Linked DNA regions of Homo sapiens: region 2 is linked to region 1. A link is a loop called in an ENCODE intact Hi-C map of the cell type or tissue named here. Cell type or tissue: A673. All regions are shown on one strand. Links, peaks and the distances in the headings refer to the core of each region. The heading gives the core; the rest is flanking DNA. Region 1 overlaps SPRY2 (sprouty RTK signaling antagonist 2). Region 2 holds the start of LOC105370275 (a long non-coding RNA gene).

The links. Hi-C counts contacts between places; a loop is a spot of excess contacts. Peaks named below come from ENCODE experiments on the same cell type or tissue, not always from the same donor. Only the 100,000 strongest peaks of a DNase experiment are listed, where the experiment ranks them.
Region 2: it touches region 1 in a loop (2.2-fold over the local background); 2 of 110 quality-filtered maps call a loop at or near these places.

Annotation. Positions count from the first base shown.
Region 1 is chr13:80,329,371-80,338,948 of GRCh38, forward strand. SPRY2 (sprouty RTK signaling antagonist 2) reads right to left here. Exons shown (of 2, transcript NM_005842.4): 2 at 6,606-8,386. The coding sequence starts at 8,335. The coding sequence ends at 7,388. Among named protein-coding and RNA genes, the nearest start is that of SPRY2, 7.0 kb to the right of the region's middle. RefSeq lists an enhancer at 9,560-9,578. In A673, for the core only: a CTCF peak has its summit at 5,431; a DNase peak (open chromatin) is centred at 5,641.
Region 2 is chr13:80,163,795-80,173,372 of GRCh38, forward strand. LOC105370275 (a long non-coding RNA gene) reads right to left here and starts at 2,600. Exons shown (of 3, transcript XR_942116.3): 1 at 2,520-2,600; 2 at 1,506-1,612. In A673, for the core only: no CTCF peak of the experiment used is centred there; a DNase peak (open chromatin) is centred at 4,477.

The DNA of each region.
Region 1 (9,578 bases), core at 490-8,489:
ACATCAAGACCTAAATGCAAATGTTGATTGTGTGGTTGCCCATGTTCCTGGAGTCAGTTACTCACTACTAGAGTCATGTGTCAGAGACAAACATCTCTTGGGGCATCCTAGCCATTAGCTTTGCCAACAGAGCAGGTACTAAATTTATCCAAAGGCTTTGTATGTGCTATTGCTTGATACATGCTAGGCTGCTTGGTCACTACATTTTATAATGTTCACAGTGGCCATTAGATATGCAAATTTTTTGTTTTGTTTTGTTTTGTTTTTGTGGCAGAGTCTTGCACTGTCATCTGGGCTGGAGTGCAATGGCATGATCTCGGCTCACTGCAACCTCCCGAGTTTTCCTGTCTCAGCCTCCCGAATAGCCTCTCGAATAGCTGGGATTACAGGCACACACCACTACACCCGGCTAATTTTTTGTATTTTTAGTAGAGACGGGGTTTCACTATGTTGGCCAGACTGGTCTCAACCTCCTGACCTTGTGATCCGCCGGCCTCAGCCTCCCAAAGTGCTGGGATCACAGGCATAAGTCACCACACCCAGCCTAGATATGCAAACTTAAATGCTGTTCTGAACTTACAAACATGACTTTCTAATAGGAAACTCAGGAGCGGCCTTCTAGTGTGAGTAGCTACAGATATATTTTGGCTATTTTATGACTACTTTGGAGGAGGAAATCTGCGTTTGAGGCCAGGATGGGTGCACTATGCCTACTAGGAATCTGGAGAAATGAGAGATGATACAAACATGATATTTATTGGAACCCTGCTTGACTGTAAACACTATTGGTGCAAGTCAATAAACTAGATTTTATTTGGAGCAAAAACTGTTCCAAAAATGAAAGTTGCATTGGCCTAGGAACTGGAGAGGGTCACATAGGTTTTGAGAGGCATGTGAGCCTGAGCAGCCAGGTCTCGGGTATTTTTTGACAAGGGCAGAATTGCTCCAAAGCTCAACCACTTCTTTTCACAATATCATTTACACTTTTTTTTTTTTTTTGCCCCCCTAACTTGATTATTTCCAATTCATCCTTCTCTAGGTTCAGAAGCAAGCTAAAACTATGGGTTAATGGCAAAAGGTAAATTCCAGCAAGAACTGGAAGAACAAGAATAGACAGATCTTTTCAACTTGTTTCTTAGTTCTACATCTTGAAAAAGTATTTTTTTATTTGTATTTTTTTAAGGGAAGATTTTAGTGAGTCATGAATCTTAAAATTAAGAATAAACATAGCGACTGGGCGCAGTGGCTCACGCCTGTAATCCCAGCACTTCGGGAGGCCGAGGCGGGCAGATCACCTGAGGTCAGGAGTTCGAGACCAGCCTGACCAACATGGAGAAACCCCGTCTCTACTAAAAATACAAAATTAGCCGTGTGTGGTGGCACATGCCTATAATCCCAGCTACTCAAGAGGCTAAGGCAGGAAAATCACTTGAACCCAGGAGGTAGAGGTTGCGGTGAGCTGAGATCATGCCCCTACACTCCACCCTGGGCAAGAAGAGCAAAACTCCATCTCCAAAAAAAAAAAAAAAAGAATGCACATAGCAACATGTAGTTGTTCACATATTCATTAAACACCTCTACAATTCATTTTAGGATGTGGATATGGGATGGTGAGCATAGTTTTATTTAATGAGTGATGCTAATTCTGTTGCAACTGTCTTAGCAAAAACTCTTGAGGTATTTAAGTATCTGAAACCATTGCAAAGACATGGCGATCAAACCAACTAACGAGAATGCATCAACGTTTCCCTCAATTTCTGCACTCTCATAGCATCTTGCTTGTGCTTCTAAGTCCTGTCTTGCATTAGAGTTGCTACCGCTTTCCTTTTGCATTAGATCAACTAGCCCAGTAATTTGTAAGCAGTAGGCATCCAAAAACTAGGTTGAAATGCCAAATTTATATTTCTGTGCCCAAATTCTCTTCCAAGTGAGTCCTTGTATTAAGTCAAATTATTTATTCATCTCTGTGTATTAGCAACTGTTTTGAGAAATAAATTCATAAGTGATGCTGAAGCCTTACATGTCTCATCTAGCCAAGCCAGAGGCCAAGGCTTCTTTCTAATCTCCTTTAACAGTTTATTTAAAAAAAAAAAAGTATGAGTTGCCAAATAAGACTGACTTTTAAAAATTATTTAAGTCAATCAATCAAAATGTAGTATTAAATAAAAATGTAAAATATTTGCTAGGCGTGGAAAAAAGTTTAAATGTTACTTTTTTCCTCTTTTGCTATATTTCTATCTCCCTTTTTTCTTCTTTGATTGTAAATTAAATGAATGTATTAAGTTAAATTTTGACCAGAGGTGCAGTATCATCAGCGGTATTCACATTTTGCCTCTCATTATTCACACAGTTGTCTCTTGTGGTGAAAAGGGAGTGGCAGTGTGGTGTACAAATAAAATCTACAGTATAGGACATATACAGTCTTACTCTTATCCTCTTGTGAATGGCCAAACCCATGATGAAATACTCCAGATGTATAGCTTTACTCTGATGATCAGTTTTATGTCAAATCAGATAGGCCTTGTTAAAATTCTAATCTGATCTCCACTCAATGGAGACCCACCCTTAGTATGTCATAAAGAAGTGAGGCATTAGACCAAATTAAAATAGAAATTAACATGACTTTTGCCTTAACGGATATTGCAAACCAGAGACTGGATACTGATACAATAATGACGTGACTAGTTAATAACCTACTATTATATGTTTTCTTTATGAAAACAATGTAAAATATTCTCCACAAGTTGACAGACCTGTTTTTGAGCTGTACAAATTCAGCCCATTTTCAAAGTTGAAACTTCTGTGTTTATACCCTGGTCCTTGTGCACATTTAGGAGAGGAAGACAAATGGCCAATTGTGGGTATGACTTCAAGTGAAACTCTAAAACCATTAAACCTTTGAAAATTTTGACCTAAATGCTTAAAAGTTAATAAATTACATCAAACCCATCAACTGCCTATCAAATACCTTACAGCACTGTGCAAGAGCAAATTCATTTATCTGACATCATCAGTACCTTAACTTACATATCCTGGAGTCAAGTAGTCCTTGAGACAGAAGTATACTGAAGAAAGAAGTTATGCAAAAAGTTTGGTTGGGATTACTTGCCTGGGTTTTGGCTTTCTTCTTTCACAGACAATCCCCAGAGCAAGCTACAACATGGCAGAAATTTGGCAGGGCCTTAAAATCTCCTCCTCAAAACACATAAATGAATGTTTTAAGTAACAACAATCAAGTTGTCATTCTTATATGAATCTCAAATATAGAGCATCCACAGGTTTAAAAAAAATTAAAAAGCAAGAAACCACAAAAATGATTAAAATTCCCCTAAATGCTTAGCAGTTATGTTTGCATTATCATCATACTTTTACTCTATCACATCAAAATAATGGCCATTGGATTACAAATTTATCATGTTATAATTTTTCATGAACTTTAAATAGAGATTAAGAAATTGAGGTTATTCCTCCATATTTTTTCCCAAGTGAGATAATTTGCAACATTAAAACAGTTATTTTTGGCCAAGTGTGATGAATCACCTGAGATCAGGAGTTCGAGACCAGCCTGGTCAACATGGCAAAACACAATCTCTACTAAACATACAAAAATTAGCTAGGCATGGTGGCGTGCCCCTGTAGTCCCAGCTACTTGGGAGGCTGAGGTAGGAGAATGGCTTGAACCCGGGAGGCAGAGGTTGCAGTGAGCCAAAATCCCACCACTGCACTCCAGTCTGGGCAACACAGCAAAACTCTGCCTCAAAAAATAATAACCTAAAAAATAAATAAAATTGCTGGGTGCGGTGGCTCATGCCTGTAATCTCAGCACTTTGGGAGGCTGAGGTGGGCAGATCACCTGAGGACAGGTGTTCAAGACCAGCGTGACCAACATAGTGCAACCCCATCTCTACTGAAAATACAAAAATTAGCCGGGCATGGTGGTGCGCACCTGTAATCCCAGCTATTCAGGAGGCTGAAATGAAGCAGGAGACTCTCTTGAACCCGGCAGGCAGTGGTTGCAGTGAGTTGAGATGGCGCCACTGCACTCCAGCCTGGGTTACAGAGCAAGACTTTGTCTCAAAAAATAAAAATAAAAATAAGAAATTATTTTTAATGCAGTGAATGAGTGCCAGTTGCTTTTAATCTATTAGACATAAATATTTAATCTTCCATATTTTGAAAATTAATTCTATGCTGGTATATAGATAAAGTCAACATTTAACAGGTTAGTTGGAAGCTTCTTGAAAAATCCAATTTTCTTTTTTTTTTTTTTTTTTTTAAGACAGAGTCTTACTCTGTTGTCCAGGCTACAGTGCAGTGACACGATCTTGGCTTACTTCAACCTCCACCTCCCAGGTTCAAGCAATTCTCCGGCCTCAGCCTCTCAAGTAGCTGGGATTATAGGTGCCTGATACCATGCCCACTAATTTGTATTTTTAGTAGAGACGGGGTTGCATCATGTTGGCCAGGTTGGTCTCAAACTCCTGACCTCAAGTGATTCACTTGCCTCAGCCTCCCAAAGTGTTGGGATTACAGGCGTGAGCCACCATGCCTGGGCTCCAATTTTCTTATTTATCTTTAAACAAATTATTTTCATAGGACTTAATATACTTAATTCAAATCCTCTTCAAATTTCAGTTGACTATCACTTTATGCTCAATATTCAAACCAATGAGTTATACTTTAGAGATCAGAGCCCATTAAAAAACTGAATTAGAGGCCGGGCGCGGTGGCTCACGCCTGTAATCCCAGCACTTTGGGAGGCGGAGGCGGGCGGATCACGAGGTCAGGAAATCGAGACCATCCTGGCTAACACGGTGAAACCCCGTCTCTACTAAAAATACAAAAAAATTATCCGGGCGTGGTGGCGGGTGCCTGTAGTCCCAGCTAGCCGGGAGGCTGAGGCAGGAGGATGGCGTGAACCCGGGAGGCGGAGCTTGCAGTGAGCCGAGATCGCGCCACTGCACTCCAGCCTGGGCGACAGAGCGAGACTCCGTCTCAAAAAAAAAAAAAAAGAAAACCAAGTTAGAAAGCAATTCCTAGGTCAGTAGTTGCCACACTGCACATAATCACTTGTAGAATGATTAAAAATGCTAATTTCTAGGCCACACCATCAGATTCTGACTCAGTAACTATGGGAAGAGGTTCTTACTTTTTCAATAAACACTCAATGACATCTGATGCAATATGTCTAAGAATACTTTGAAAGCCACTTATGCGGTGAAAAAAAAATATTTAACTCACAATTTTTATACCAAAAAGAGCTCTGTCAATGCACATGGCAGTTTTTGATGAACAAACCTAATCAGTCAAAATTTTTGTGCTTTACACATCTTGAAAACTACATAATGAATAAGAAACCCTACCCTATTCTCCAGCAACGGAATTCTTCCTTAGACCACCAGGGTGACGTTTTAAGAGTGTTAGAATTGAAACATTCAGTAACTCAAAGTTGAAGCTTAAATCATTTCTAAGTTAACTATGTTTCTTGGAGGAAGTCAGAGGAAATTGAAGGTCCTTAGAGCAATGTCTTAATGTAGGAGGCTATATAGTTCCTTGAAAGCCAATTTTAAAAAACATAACAGAAGACAACCTGTGCTAAGAAGGAGCCTCAGAACAGGAAACAAGAGATTAAACAATAATGACAGATAAATTATTTTCTAGACTTCCAGTGACTCTTGGCAGCAAAAGTACAAACTTTTGGAAAAAAAAAAAACAAACATCAGCCACAAAGTGACTAATCAAGTGACTTAAAACCTAGTATTTGTCAAGATGGGCTTGCAGCAGCTTGCTGTACCTTTGCTTCTAAAAGACAGCTCCAAGCACACTGACTCTCATGCTGCATCTTTTTCCCAGAGCAACAATTTTCTGAATAATCTGATTGAATAAGTCAGGGCCTTAAATTGGCCTTCTTTGTCTTGAGTAAGACCAATATCAGATCAAATTTTATGATACCAAATACCAGAATCAAAGCAAGTTCTTTTTTTCATGTCTTTTCTAACATAAGGAATTAGGTAAAATGGTGATGTTTCAGAGTCAAAAATTAAACAGACTGGAAAAAACACTGCCACGATCAGCTAAGTCAAGAAAATATTTTTGGCCTTAATTTTAAGAACTGATCTGTGAATACTGCATGTCTGAGACACAGGTGACATTCAATAAATGTTTATTGAGCTAAACTCATTTCACTAGTTTTGAATTATCCTCATGGAATTAATCCTTGATACTGTATATAAAGAAAAAGCTTAACTGTTAATTTTTAAGGAAAGTCTCCTGAATCAAAGATTTAAAAAAAAAAACCAAAAAAAAACCTCTGCAGAACAAACACAAGTCAGATAATCTGCAAAAAAAAAAAAGGGGGTGGGGGAACAAGAACAATGATATAGCTAAAATCAGCTCCCATATAAGTACAGATAGTAAGTTAAATGTTCTCTTGATTGCTAGAATTGTCTCTGAAAAATCATCAAATCCAGCTTACTTTAAAGCGGCAATCATAAAATAATTCTATAGACAAGTGATTAACTATTTCATTAAAATGTTACCCTTAACATAAAATGTAGTTTCTTACACTTGAAAGAAACAAGATAAAAGAAGACAAAACAGCTCAGTTTAATTTCAAACGTTAATATATTTTCTATTTTATATTGGACATATGCATCTGTAACCCCTCATTTGCAGCAACTATCACATCCTCATAAAAGGGGCAAAATTTGTAAGATGCCTCTTAAAATAAATATTCTTTTTTATAAAATAATAAAACTTCAAATAAATATTCTTTACACTAAACAATATGTTGAAAAAATTAGAAAATAAAGGTTGAATTTTACTGTAACTGTACAATATACATGAAGTCCAAAGGGAAATCAGAGTCTTACAATAAAGGCTTTCTGTAAGGCAAAATACAATCTAAAAACATACTGATTGATTCACATTCTTCCGAATGTACAACATATTAGTATAATATTTTGTGTCTGTGCCATGTAGTATGGCACAACTTGTTTTTCACAGTTGCAAATATTATTGTATATACAAAAATATAGCACATTCTCTCTGGAGAAAACAATGGAAAAAAGTCATCTGCTAATTTACAAGTTTTGCAAGTACTATTCACAAACAAAAACTTTGCCTAGGAGTGTCTGTGTTGCTTTAGCTTATGCAATACATGGGTCACCAAGTTCTGTATCTCATACTTTGAGCTCCATTAGCTGAGTTCTAACAAGCATATCAGTTAAAACGGCACATGGACAAAAAGCATTTCACCGCAAACAGCAAAGACTATCCCACCTTTCTATTAACAGTGCCAAGATTATAACTGTTTAGTTGGTTGCATATGTGTATTAAAAAAAGAAAGAAAAAATCCTCATTACTGTAATATTCCTGATTAATGATGCTATGTTGGTTTTTCAAAGTTCCTAGGGGGGACAGTGGGAACTTTGCAGCAAACTGTGTTTGAGTTTTTACAGCGGCAACCAGGCCTGTTAACCCGGTCATAACACCCCTGGCACAATTTAAGGCAACCCTTGGCTGGAAGGTAACACCATAAACAAGGCAAAAAGAGGGACATGACACCCATGGCTGACCATCGTGTACAACAGTGAGACTGGCTGCAAGAACATGGGTTGTCAGCACAGTTGTCCTCATCATCATTAGAACAGTGATAGAAGAGACCTTTCACACAGCATACACAAGTCCCATAGTCAATCACGTTCTGGGCCGAGCAAAGGCACTGCTTGTCGCAGATCCAGTCTGATGGCAGAGGCCTTGGGTAGGTGCACTCCTTACATTTGCACTTGCCACAGTCCTCACACCTGTAGGCGTGCAGGCCCAAATCTTCCTTGCTCAGTGGCTTAAGCTCACCTGGCTTGAGCTCAGATTTGGGTTGCACCCGGATTATGCCATCAGCAACAGGCCCGGAGGAGAAGGATGATCCTAGCAGTCTCTGTTCAGAGGAGCTGCTGCTGGTACTTGTCCTCGTACTGCTCCGCGACCCTGAGCTGACCGTGCTTATGGATCTGGACAGAGGGGCTCGTGCAGAAGAATGGACCTGCGAGTGCTGGAGCCTAGGAGGCTGGCGGTGCTCAGGCAGACCGTGGAGTCTCTCGTGTTTGTGCTGAGTGGAGGGGCGAGGAGCAGGCTTGAGCCCAGGTCTTGGGACGACAGTAGGCCCCTCTGTGTACTCATTGGTGTTTCGGATGGCTCTGATCTGATCCAGAGACAAGACATGTACCTGCTGGGTGAGGGCGTCTCTGGGGTCGGGCTCCCCACGCTGTCTGCCACCGTCACGGGGCGTCTGCAGCAAGGGCTGCGACCCGTTGCCACTCTGAGCTCTGGCCTCCATCAGGTCTTGGAAGTGTGGTCACTCCAGCAGGCTTAGAACACATCTGAACTCCTGAGGAAGCCAAGAGGAAAGAACGGTTGATACTCTAAGATACTTCCCACTCTCCACCCACCTGAATTGACTCCTCACTTCCCACTTTCCCTAGAGAAACAGGATTTGAAATGGAATGGCAGTAGGGAGGTATTAGCCATATGATCAACAACGCATGTACCCAAAAGTAAAAATTACGGCGGGCTACTGACAATTCTGTAATCCTGTGATGTACAACAATACAAAACTGATCTTTGAGTCACTTAAGTAAGAATTCCTTATTCAAAGAAACATACAATTTGTAAGGTTCAGGTTCAACGTAAAAATCGCAAGGAAGTATTGCTGGAATATAACACTGCTACCAATGTTTTCAAAAGTTGAAAATCCTTTCAAAATTTGAAATAGGTTTCCATTTGTCATAGTCATTTTTGCCTTAAGCGTTAATAATGCAACCTAGAAGATTCTTTCTTGGTTCTTAATTTTTACTTTTACATCAAACACTTTAACTGTGACGTATACGGCATTCTGTAACTTTTTCAAACCAGGTAGAATGAATATGGCATGCAAAAAAGTAAATACCCAAATTCTACAACAATCATGCCATTTTTTATTAATTGTATAGTAGCACAAAGTTATAGAACTAAAAGCAAATCAAATCCTATTAGGTGCCAGAAACACATTAAAGCAAACTTAACAAGAAGAAGACATGAATTTATTTTCAACTTCTCAACAACTTAAGAATTAACTATTTTACAGTCTGATAGCCTAGAACACCACCTTAGATTCTGCAGCTAAAAGGTTGTTCTCCCTGCTAATTGAGAACACAAACGAAGTGATAATAACCAGAAAAGCGTTTTAAAAATTCAAATGTCACATTTCGTATCTAGCATTCTGTCAAGGAATTCCTTAAACTGCAGTCCTTCTTCAATTTCAAAACGATCACCCCCTTTCCCAAGCCTATATGACAATAAAAAGTATAAAACAGGCAAAAGTGGACCTTTATCCGATCTCCGCTCTTTAGAATAGAGGCCACAGCGAACAAGGCAGGTGACAAACGTCTCCCAATTCGGAGCAAGGCAGTGCTGGAAACCGGATCTCCTCACCTCCAAAAGAATGGCAGAAGACAACGCTGCTCTTTGCTTTCACTTAGTTTATCGCCTCTCTGTGCCCCAACACCGTCCCCAGCAGGTGGGACACAGCCGATCCCCAGGGG
Region 2 (9,578 bases), core at 838-8,837, 170 kb before region 1:
TTTTCATCACTTTCTCCCCAACATCTAGCATAGAGCCTGACACAGAGTAAGCACTCAATAAATATTTCTCGAGTGAATTGACTGAATAAGCCATACAAATGGCCAGAGTGGATGGCCCTAGACTGCTTGTTGGTGCCAGATTTAGCTAACATATGTGCAGTAGATGGGCCACATTGCTTTCTTTCAAAATGAAGGTAACAGAAAATAAGTGTGGGTTCATGATTCAACATCTCTTCCGGTTGAATATTACATGGAATCGGTGAATCTAGTTCAAACCCCAAAGTTTTAATCCTTGTAAGAAGAATATACAGAAACAGTGTCACTTTCCAAGATATTCTTTCCCTGACAAGAAGGATTTTCTAGCACTTTAATCCATAAAGCACCTCTGTGATTAGATTTCAGATTCACTGTCGGTAAAAAGGCCCTATCCAAGGAGACTAACGCACGAAGGTTAAAGATGAAAAATACTGGTTAATTTTTAAGCATGTTAGGATAATTGGGCCCAACATGAGTAAATTGCTTTCATATGAAAGGCTTTGAGCAATTGTTAAATTATAAACATTGAAAATACATTTTCTGCATCCAATCTAAAAAGAAAAGGTTTCCATTTGTACAGCAAATTAGATTCAGGTATTTCTATAGGTCAGCATTTTCTTTCCTTTTCTTTTCTTTTCTTTTTTTTTTTTTTTAAGCAGGGGAAGCTCTTCTGGTACTTGCTGTGTCTGATTCAAAGATGGAAAGGATTTGGTGACTGCGGAAGCCTTTGCCTTGCACTTGTCCCACAGCAATTACGCTGGAAGGGGTCCTAGACTTGTGGGGTGTGGGATGTGGGATAAATTTGGAGAAAGACCACAGTATGTAAACAAAACCTGCCGGTTTTCCAAAATACCTAACCACAAGACTTCACATTTTGGCAGCTAGAAAGAGTCAAATATGCTTTATTCTGAGAACAAATTTTATTCTCAGCGGGGAGAAATATGAATCCCAGTTCAAGCAAGAAACTACCAATAACCAAAATTAAAGGAATTTCGAAATATAGCCTCTGTAGAAAAACCTAGCAAGCCCACATAGTGAGACAATATTAATCAAGAAACTGATGACATCAGTAGAATCCTTGAAGTGTGTGTAGATGTTCAAAATCCTTCAGGCTAAAATCTATGGAAGAAGAGTTATTTCTGGACAGATTATTAGCATTAAACTGGTTACTTTATGTTAATGAAATCTTCTAACTTGCAACATAAATCAAATGACAATGTGAGTCTTTAATAATATGATTTTTAAGTTTGTAATGTTCTTAAAAAATTATATGTCATTGTTATATGGCTTGGCCCATCAGACACTTTAAAACAATTAGAAAGTCAAAAATAGATCATCTATTTGAAAACATGATTATATTTTCCTAGAATTTCAATATTGTTGCTGATTAGAGAAAACAACTGGTTCAAATCCCAAATAGCTCTAAAGTTGTAGGATATCCACGCCTATAGGTCTTACTGACAACTCACATTTCAAGACGGCCAGGGAAAATGTTCATCTCTGCCTTTTGAAAGGAAATGGGCTGCAGGGTCTTCTTCCTGAGCTGGAGCTATCTTCCAGAGCTATCTTGCCAAGTCTGGAGATCCAAGGAAAGGTAAAAGTTCAGTTGACTTTAGGCGTACTGATGGCATTGCTTTGATTCATTTTCAGTCAGAGAAAAGGGGAAGTATGGACTAAGTGGTGTATGGTACCTTTGCTAAAATTCGAGGTTCAGAAGTGGGTTCTTTAAAATTTCCATAAAGCAAGCAGAGGGTGGGAGCATCTCCAGTTACTATCTCAGAAGGGACTTAGGAACTATAGGTTAGGAACTCTAACTATAAATAATATTGATTTATTAAAATCCTATAGTGATTAGAGATAAAATGCTTTTTTAAAACAGTACATTCATTCACTGATTCTCCCATTTATTCAAGAAATATTTGCTGAATGCTTACTATCAGCCCTTGCCTGGTGTTAACTCATCTGGCATTGAGGATACAACAGTGAACAAAAATGAGACATTCTCTACCCTCATGGAACTAGTCACTGGTTTTCTGTTTGTTTGTTTGTTTGTTTTCTGTTTTGAGACAGTCTCACTGTGTTACCCAAGCTGGAGTGCAGTGGCACAATCTCAGATCACTGCAGCCTCCGCCTCCCGGGTTCAAGCCCCCCGCGTAGCTGGGATTACAGGCATGCACCACCATGTCCAGCTATTTTTGTATTTTTAGTAGAGACGGGGTTTCTGCATGTTGGCTACGATGGTCTCAAACTCCTGGCCTTCAGCCATCTGCTCACTTTGGCCTCCCAAAGTGCTGGGATTACAGGCATGAGCCACTGTGCCCAGCCTAGTCACTGTTATTAATGGCAGGTGTGTAATATATATGCATGAGTGTATGTAGATAAAGATATAGAGATAGAGAGACACAAACTCAGAATTTAAATACCCTCCACTTTTTGGCAGGAAGCCCCAAAGAGTTGAAGAGGAAGAGAGCCATGCTTCCCACCTTCCCACTGTGGAAATTAAGGGGAAATAATCACTCTTTTCCCATCTCCCAGCACCCAAGACCAGACATGCTCTACTCAAGGAATTTGAGCTTTGAGAGTGCATGACAATAGCTCAGAAGCAATAGAAACTTTTCAAGAATTCTGGTACTAAAAGAGTTCTGAATTCAGCAGTCTCAATGGTGAGGTTCTGAACAGACACGAACCCTGGTGTGGTCTGGCTTATCTTGCAGCGGCTTAGCCTCGGGCTTTCTGCCAATTTCCCTTCCTTGATTTCTCGGCAATCTCATCTATCTCTCTCCTATACCTTTTAATGCTCCAGTTTAACAAAGTTGCTTTCCTTGATTTCTCGGCAATCTCATCTATCTCTCTCCTATACCTTTTAATGCTCCAGTTTAACAAAGTTGCTGTTTGATGTTTGCCACCAATAATAGTGACTAGTAGAAGGAGACATTAAACAAACAGTGATGGCATTATTAATTAATTCTAATCATCATAAGTGCTATGAAGGAAAGGTGTTTTTTTTTGTTTTTGTTTTTGTTTTTGGTAGCAAGCAAGAAGATATCTGAGAAGCCTGAGACCCATGCCACAGTTCCCCCAAAGGAGCAAGGGAATGCTGGAAGTTACTGAAGGAGAGGAAAGCATGTAGAATCCCTGGATCCAAGGCAAAGGAAGAAAGCACTAGAATTCAACTTGGGTCTGCAAAAATGAACCACAGGAAGACCTAGACAGGCTTTGGCATCGCTATCATGGTAACCTTTGCTACTCATAAACAACAATTCACAAGAACCTCAGGAAAGATTTGTATTGCTCCCATAACTTCTACACCAAATCCTGATAGGTTATGACTCCTCCATTCACATGATGATAGCCCAGTGCAGGTCCCATCACTTCTCCTCTGGAATCCCATCCCAGATCCTGGCCTTCCACCTTTCAAATCTCTCCTTCTTTTTGCCAGCCAAGAGATTACTCAAAAATACCTAGTATGTTCATGTATGTGATCATGTCAATTCTCTTCCTTAAGTCCTTCAGGGCCACTCAATCACCTAAAGAAGTTCATGCTCCCTAACAGACATAAAAGCACCCCATAATGTGGTCCTGACTGCTTCCCCGGTCTTGCTTCTACCTCTCACCACCTGCAACTTTGCATTCTAGCAACATTGCACTGCTTGAAATTCTTCAACCAGACCAGGTGGTTCCATGTCTCTGTGCCTTTGCTCATGTACTGGGTCCTCTGGACCTGAAACACCCTTTCTCCTACCCCTCTCCATTCTCCCCACTAATTCATCTTTAATGAGTGAGCTCAGATTTCATCTTTTCATTCAAGAACTTTCTTGGAGCCCCTGGGTTGAATAAGGAGCTCCTTTAATAACATGTATATACTTCTATCATAACACCACATTTTATTGAAATAATCTTTTTATGTCTTGGACTTACCCATTAAACTATTAATTCCTAGGGGAAGAAAAAGGTTGTGCCTAATTTATTTTGATATTTTCAGCACCTAGCAAAGTTCCAGCTGAAAATTAGGCTCTTATAAAATATGCTAAACTAAATTATGTGTATAATGTTCTCATTAACATCAGCTACCAAATTATAACTTCTGGCTTTACTGAGGGACTTGATTTAATAATATGGATTCCTAATGTTTCTTCAAGAATTGTCTCTTTCCCCTTATTCTTTGATAATTTTAATAATCAATAGGATCTTCCTAGAAAAGTTAGAGACAGAATTGATGGAGAAAATAGCAAGACAAGAAAAAGAAATATGAGGGAGTGATGTTGCTGTAAAAAAAGATGAGTCACAGATGGAGACATTTGCAAAATGCAGAAGGAAAGAGTAGGAAATGAGGAGGCTTAATTATGGTGCATGATTCAACCACAGATTAGACTGCTGTATCTTCCTTCCAGTTTTCTTCACTTCTATTTAAACTATATAAATCTGGCTTCCTGATGTAATCTATTTCTAGTAATGTATATTTGGCCCTGACGTGTAATTCCTGTCATGGGCCACATCAACCTGTGAAAGACAAAAACCAGATTCCTGACAAGGTTTGGCATGGGAGCCCCTGCCTGAATTCCCCGGGCCACCAGCAAGTAAGACTTGCAAAGGCCCTGGAAGAGGAGCAGGTTCCCAGCTAACTACAAGTCCTCAAGACTCAACTCCTTTCTGCATAAACTCTGCCAATAGTCCTCTATCTTTAACAGAGGAAGAAGGGTTGAAAAGCCAATAGCAGAGGGTTTTGATACTATATGTCCCTGGCTTAACCCCATTTGATAACTTCCCACTTTGTATGACCTTGAGTATGTTGTTTTACTTCTCCAAGCCCAGTTTCCTCATCTCAGAAATAGGGAAGTAACATTGCTTAATTCACAGGGGCTTTTTTAGTGACAAGTGAATGTTGATGTATTTGTGCTGCTCTTAGCACTGTGCCAGGAACGTAATGACTGCATTCAATAAATGATACACATTCATTAATTCTTTCCAGCTGAAATAAATCTATTTTGGCCCATGATGGCCCATTAGGTCTTGTAACATGAGGCCTGACCCCAATACCCTCCTTTTGTGTAACTTGTACTGTATCTTCTAAGTAACCAAGGATGCAGCAAGCTCCTCTGCCCTGCCCTGGTCATCTTCGCAGAGATCATGACTCTCTCACTGTCTGGCCCACAGTATCACTGCCCCTCTGGAGCACTGGAATGATCCTGCTAACACCTAGGAAGATCCGTCTGTAAAGTATGCTAGACTTACCGCATTTGTACTTTCAACCTTTGAGAGTTTGTATGCATCTATGTGTGCTGCTACATGGCTCATGTGTAGAAGCAAGTACTTAGCCAGTGAGTAAGCCTGACTGACTGTTCAGCCTCTACATCTTAATTAGTTTTTGTGAATTTAGGGATTCTGGATGTCTCAAAATGTTTCCTTTGCAAATGTCAAGGGTACCATGTATGTAGAGCCCAATCTTCCAAAAAAAGCTCCATATGTCAGCTAGAAACAGAAGTATCTTAACTGAGTGAAGGTTGGAGGTTCCTGCATGAGGTTTCCACAAATGGGTTGTAGAAGGTCTTGGATTCTACAAGGTCTCGGTTTCTCTTAGGAGACCTTGGTCTCCTAAGGTCTTGATCTCTCTGGCAAAGTTAGTCCATAGTCATGACCCCTTTATGCTTCCTGCTGTTGGTAGATGTCATAGAAACCTAGCAAACAGTCAAATAGCACACTACCAAGACTGCCAGAGTAGGATTTCTTTTTAAAACCCAACATTTCTGGGCACATGCAAATGTCATTTCCTCTGTGAATGTGAAGTCCCCTCGGACTTTTCTCTTTTCTTTTTTTCTTTTTTTTTTTTTTTAGATGGAGCTCTGCTCTTGTCACCCAGTCTGGAGTACAACGGCATGATCTCATCTCACTACAACCTCCACCTCCTGGGTTCAAGCGATTCTCCTGCCTCAGCCTCCTGAGTGGCTGGGATTACAGGTACCCACCACCACGCCCAGCTAATTTTTTTGGATTTTTAGTAGAGACAGGGTTTCTCCATGTTGGCCAGGCTGGTCTCAAACTCCTGACCCCAGGTGATCCGCCCGCCTCAGCCTCCCAAAGAGCTGGGATTACAGGCATGAGCCACTGCACCTGGCCGGACTTTTCTCAAATAGTGTTCGCTATTTCATACTCTGTGCTTCCAGAGCACTCTATGCACAACTCATTACAGCATTATAGCATTTTAGCTGTGGGTCTTTTAGTCAGGGCCATCCTAATAAAGACCATAGTGGGTGGCTTATAAACAACAGAAATTTGTTTCTCACAGTTCTGGAAGCTGGAAGTCTGAGACCAAGGTGCCAGCATGGTCAGGCTCTGGTGAGGGCCCTTTTTCAGATCTCAGCCTGCCATCGTCTCATTTATACTCATGCTGGGGAAAGAGAACAAGAGAGGTCTCTGGGGTTCCTTTTACTGGAGATCTAATCCCCTTCCTGAAGGGATTTTATCTAATCCCCCACCTTCATGACTAATTACCTCCCAAAGGTCCCATCTCCTAATCACATCACATCGGGAGTTAGGATTTCAGCATATGAATTTCAGGGAAACACAAACGTTTAGTCCATAGCGGTCTCCTTCACCAGCCTTAGCTACTTGATAACAGAGACTCTATTTTAATCTTCATATCCCTAGTGCTTATCTTCTACAGTTTTTGGCATGTGGTTATTTCTTAATAATTTTTTTCCCCATAAGAATGAGCCAGGGAAGGCAGTACTCACAATGTGCTAGCAACTCTCCAAGCCATACTTCTATGGAATTGGGTAATACCTGCTAATTCCATAGAACAGAAAGTGGATAGATTACACAGCCCTAATTTTAGCTGTGGAGAGTTTTCCTGGACTCCTTATACAAGGGGATTCTCCCTAACCTTTCCTAGTGCCCCCTAGATTGACATCTCCTAAGGTCTTAGTTTCTCTGGCAAAGTTAGTCCACAAGGCATACTCTCATTATGCTTCCTGCTGTTGGTAGATGTCATAGAAACCTAGCAAATAGTCAGGTAGCACACTGCCAAGGCTGTCAGAATAAGATTTATATTTTCAAAAAATTCTCAAAGATAGGAGCAAAAGCAGGCGTGCCCTTCTCTTGTGACCTGTCACATCCTAGGGCAGTACACAGAGACTCCCAAAAGTCTAGTCTCCAGAGGAAGAGCCTCAGACCTTTAAACTGAGTGACTGGGAAATACCAGCCCCTCCTCTGGCACAATCAGGGGCTGGGATCTCATAGCCACATGATGGACGAAATCTTAGCTCCAACCCTGGTCCATCAGCCAAGCACTTACCATTAGGGAAGGAAATATTCTGGGGTCCAAACTGTATGGCTGCAGATATATAATATGGCAGGTCAGTGGCATGGTTTGTACTGCAGCATTCATGGCTGGAGTAGCACCAGCCCCTCCCCTGGCATAATCAGTGATCTTGAGATCACAGCTTACATGCTGTGGTAGGCAGGTGACCTTTTTGGCCACTTCGAGGTTCATGACCTGAATTACTCAACTGTGGCTGCTTTCACGTAGCTTTGCAGGAGGAAAGCCTAGGGGCGATTAGTACTGGACAAGTTAAACCCTGGTCTTTCAATGGACTTAGTCAATCCTTGTATGGTCTTGACTCATTAGCATCTGCTAATCCCTCTGAGTCTGAGTAAAATTAATCGGTCAAATTCACATTGAATTACTTCTTAAAAACAAAGTTATTAACACTCCTGTCTCTAAAATTAAAAGTGATCATTAAGCCTGCAAGGGTAGCAGCACCGTCTAACAGCCCAATGCATCTCTAGTGCCTATGCTACTGCTTTTGTTGAGTGAACGAAAGAATATTTTTAATTATGGGAATTAGACATCATTTTGGTTTGACTTTAAATAAAATGGGATTCAAATGTGTTTGCTATTTCCTAAAAGTAAATGATCCTGACAACTATAATGAGTAGTATTTAAAAAGGTCATCATTTTTATACCCTACCTCTCTACTCACCCCAGCAATCAAATAGTACCCTAATATCTACTTCCTGTCACGTGTTAAGTTTATCTAGAATAAAGGGCCATGGATTTAGTGAGAATCTAAGAAACAGCAGGAGCACGCAGGTCCTGCTTCACTAAAGAAAATTCATCTCCAGGTAGGCGCAGTGGCTCACACCTGTAATCCCAGCACTCTGGGAGGCCAAAGCAGGCAGATCACTTGAGGTCAGGAGTTTGACACCAGCTTGGCCAACATGATGAAACCCTGCCTCTACTGAAAATACAAAACTTAGCCAGGCGTGATGGCGGACACCTGTAATCCCAGCTACTTGGGAGGCTGAGGCACAAGAATCGCTTGAACCTGGGAGGTGGAGGTTGCCATGAGCTGAGATCACGCCACCATACTCCAGCCTGGGTGACAGAGACAGACTCAGTCTCAAAAAAAACGAAATTCATCTCCAATCATTGGAGGCATCATTGGAGGGCTTACTTACATCAGGAGCCTGCAAGGGGCATTTTCCAGACCTCCTGTCATGACAGCATGTCCTTATAAGATGGCACATTAGAATCAGCTGGAGATTTGATAAAAACAAACTAACAAACAACAACCAGATTTAGACCCCATTCCTAAAGATTCTAATTTAATTGGTTTGGGGTGGGGTGTGGGTATGACTGTAATCTGAAGGCAAACCATGTGTAAGCTGAATATGGTTTGTGCTGCTGCTGAGAACTACACAATACAAAGCATTGCCTGCATCTTGATGCCAATGTGGGAACTGATTTTCACTGTTTATATAGAAATAAAGTAAATACAGAAACCCAGAGCATTTAGAAATTTTTATAGTAAACTTACTGGGTAAATTATGTCTTTTAAATCTAATAAGAAGGTATCAAATATTATATTTCTAGTCTCTTATTTTTCATGTTATTTCATTTTTCTAGTAACAAAATTCATTTGTATTGTATTTAAAACAATACCAATTCATAATGGATTAAATATTAAAAACCGAAAAACCTAGCCCTTCACCTCAGTTTGCTCTATCTCTGTCTGTCTCTGTTTCTCTCTCACTCTCTCTCTCTGTCACTCACATATACACACACACACACACACACACACACACACCCCACACAGCAGAACTAGCAGAGAAGAGCAATAGTTACCAGCCTTCTTTGAGAATTTAGTCTGCTCTTTATTGCTCTGTCCCTGGCTCCCAGGGACAAAAAAGGGGGAAAGAAGAAAAATAAAAGAGGAAGAAAAGAAAAAAAAAGAGAAGAAATAAAAGGAAGAAAGGAGACAACAAAAGAAAAAAGAAGGAAAAAAGAAGGAGGGAAGGAAGGAAGGAACGGAGGGAGGGAGGGAAGAAGGGAGGAAGGGAGGGAGGGAGGGAAGGAAGTAGGGAGAAGGAAGAGAGTCATCTCACATTGACTGTGGCAATGCTGTATAAATTGATATTACAGGCCTTTCTTCTCACAGCCAGGAGAAGGTGGAGTGAATCTGTATACAGCATTTTTAGGGTCTGTATCTTCCCTTGCTCTGCACTTGTGTTCTGATGGTTTCAAGTTATTCTCCAATATGGTA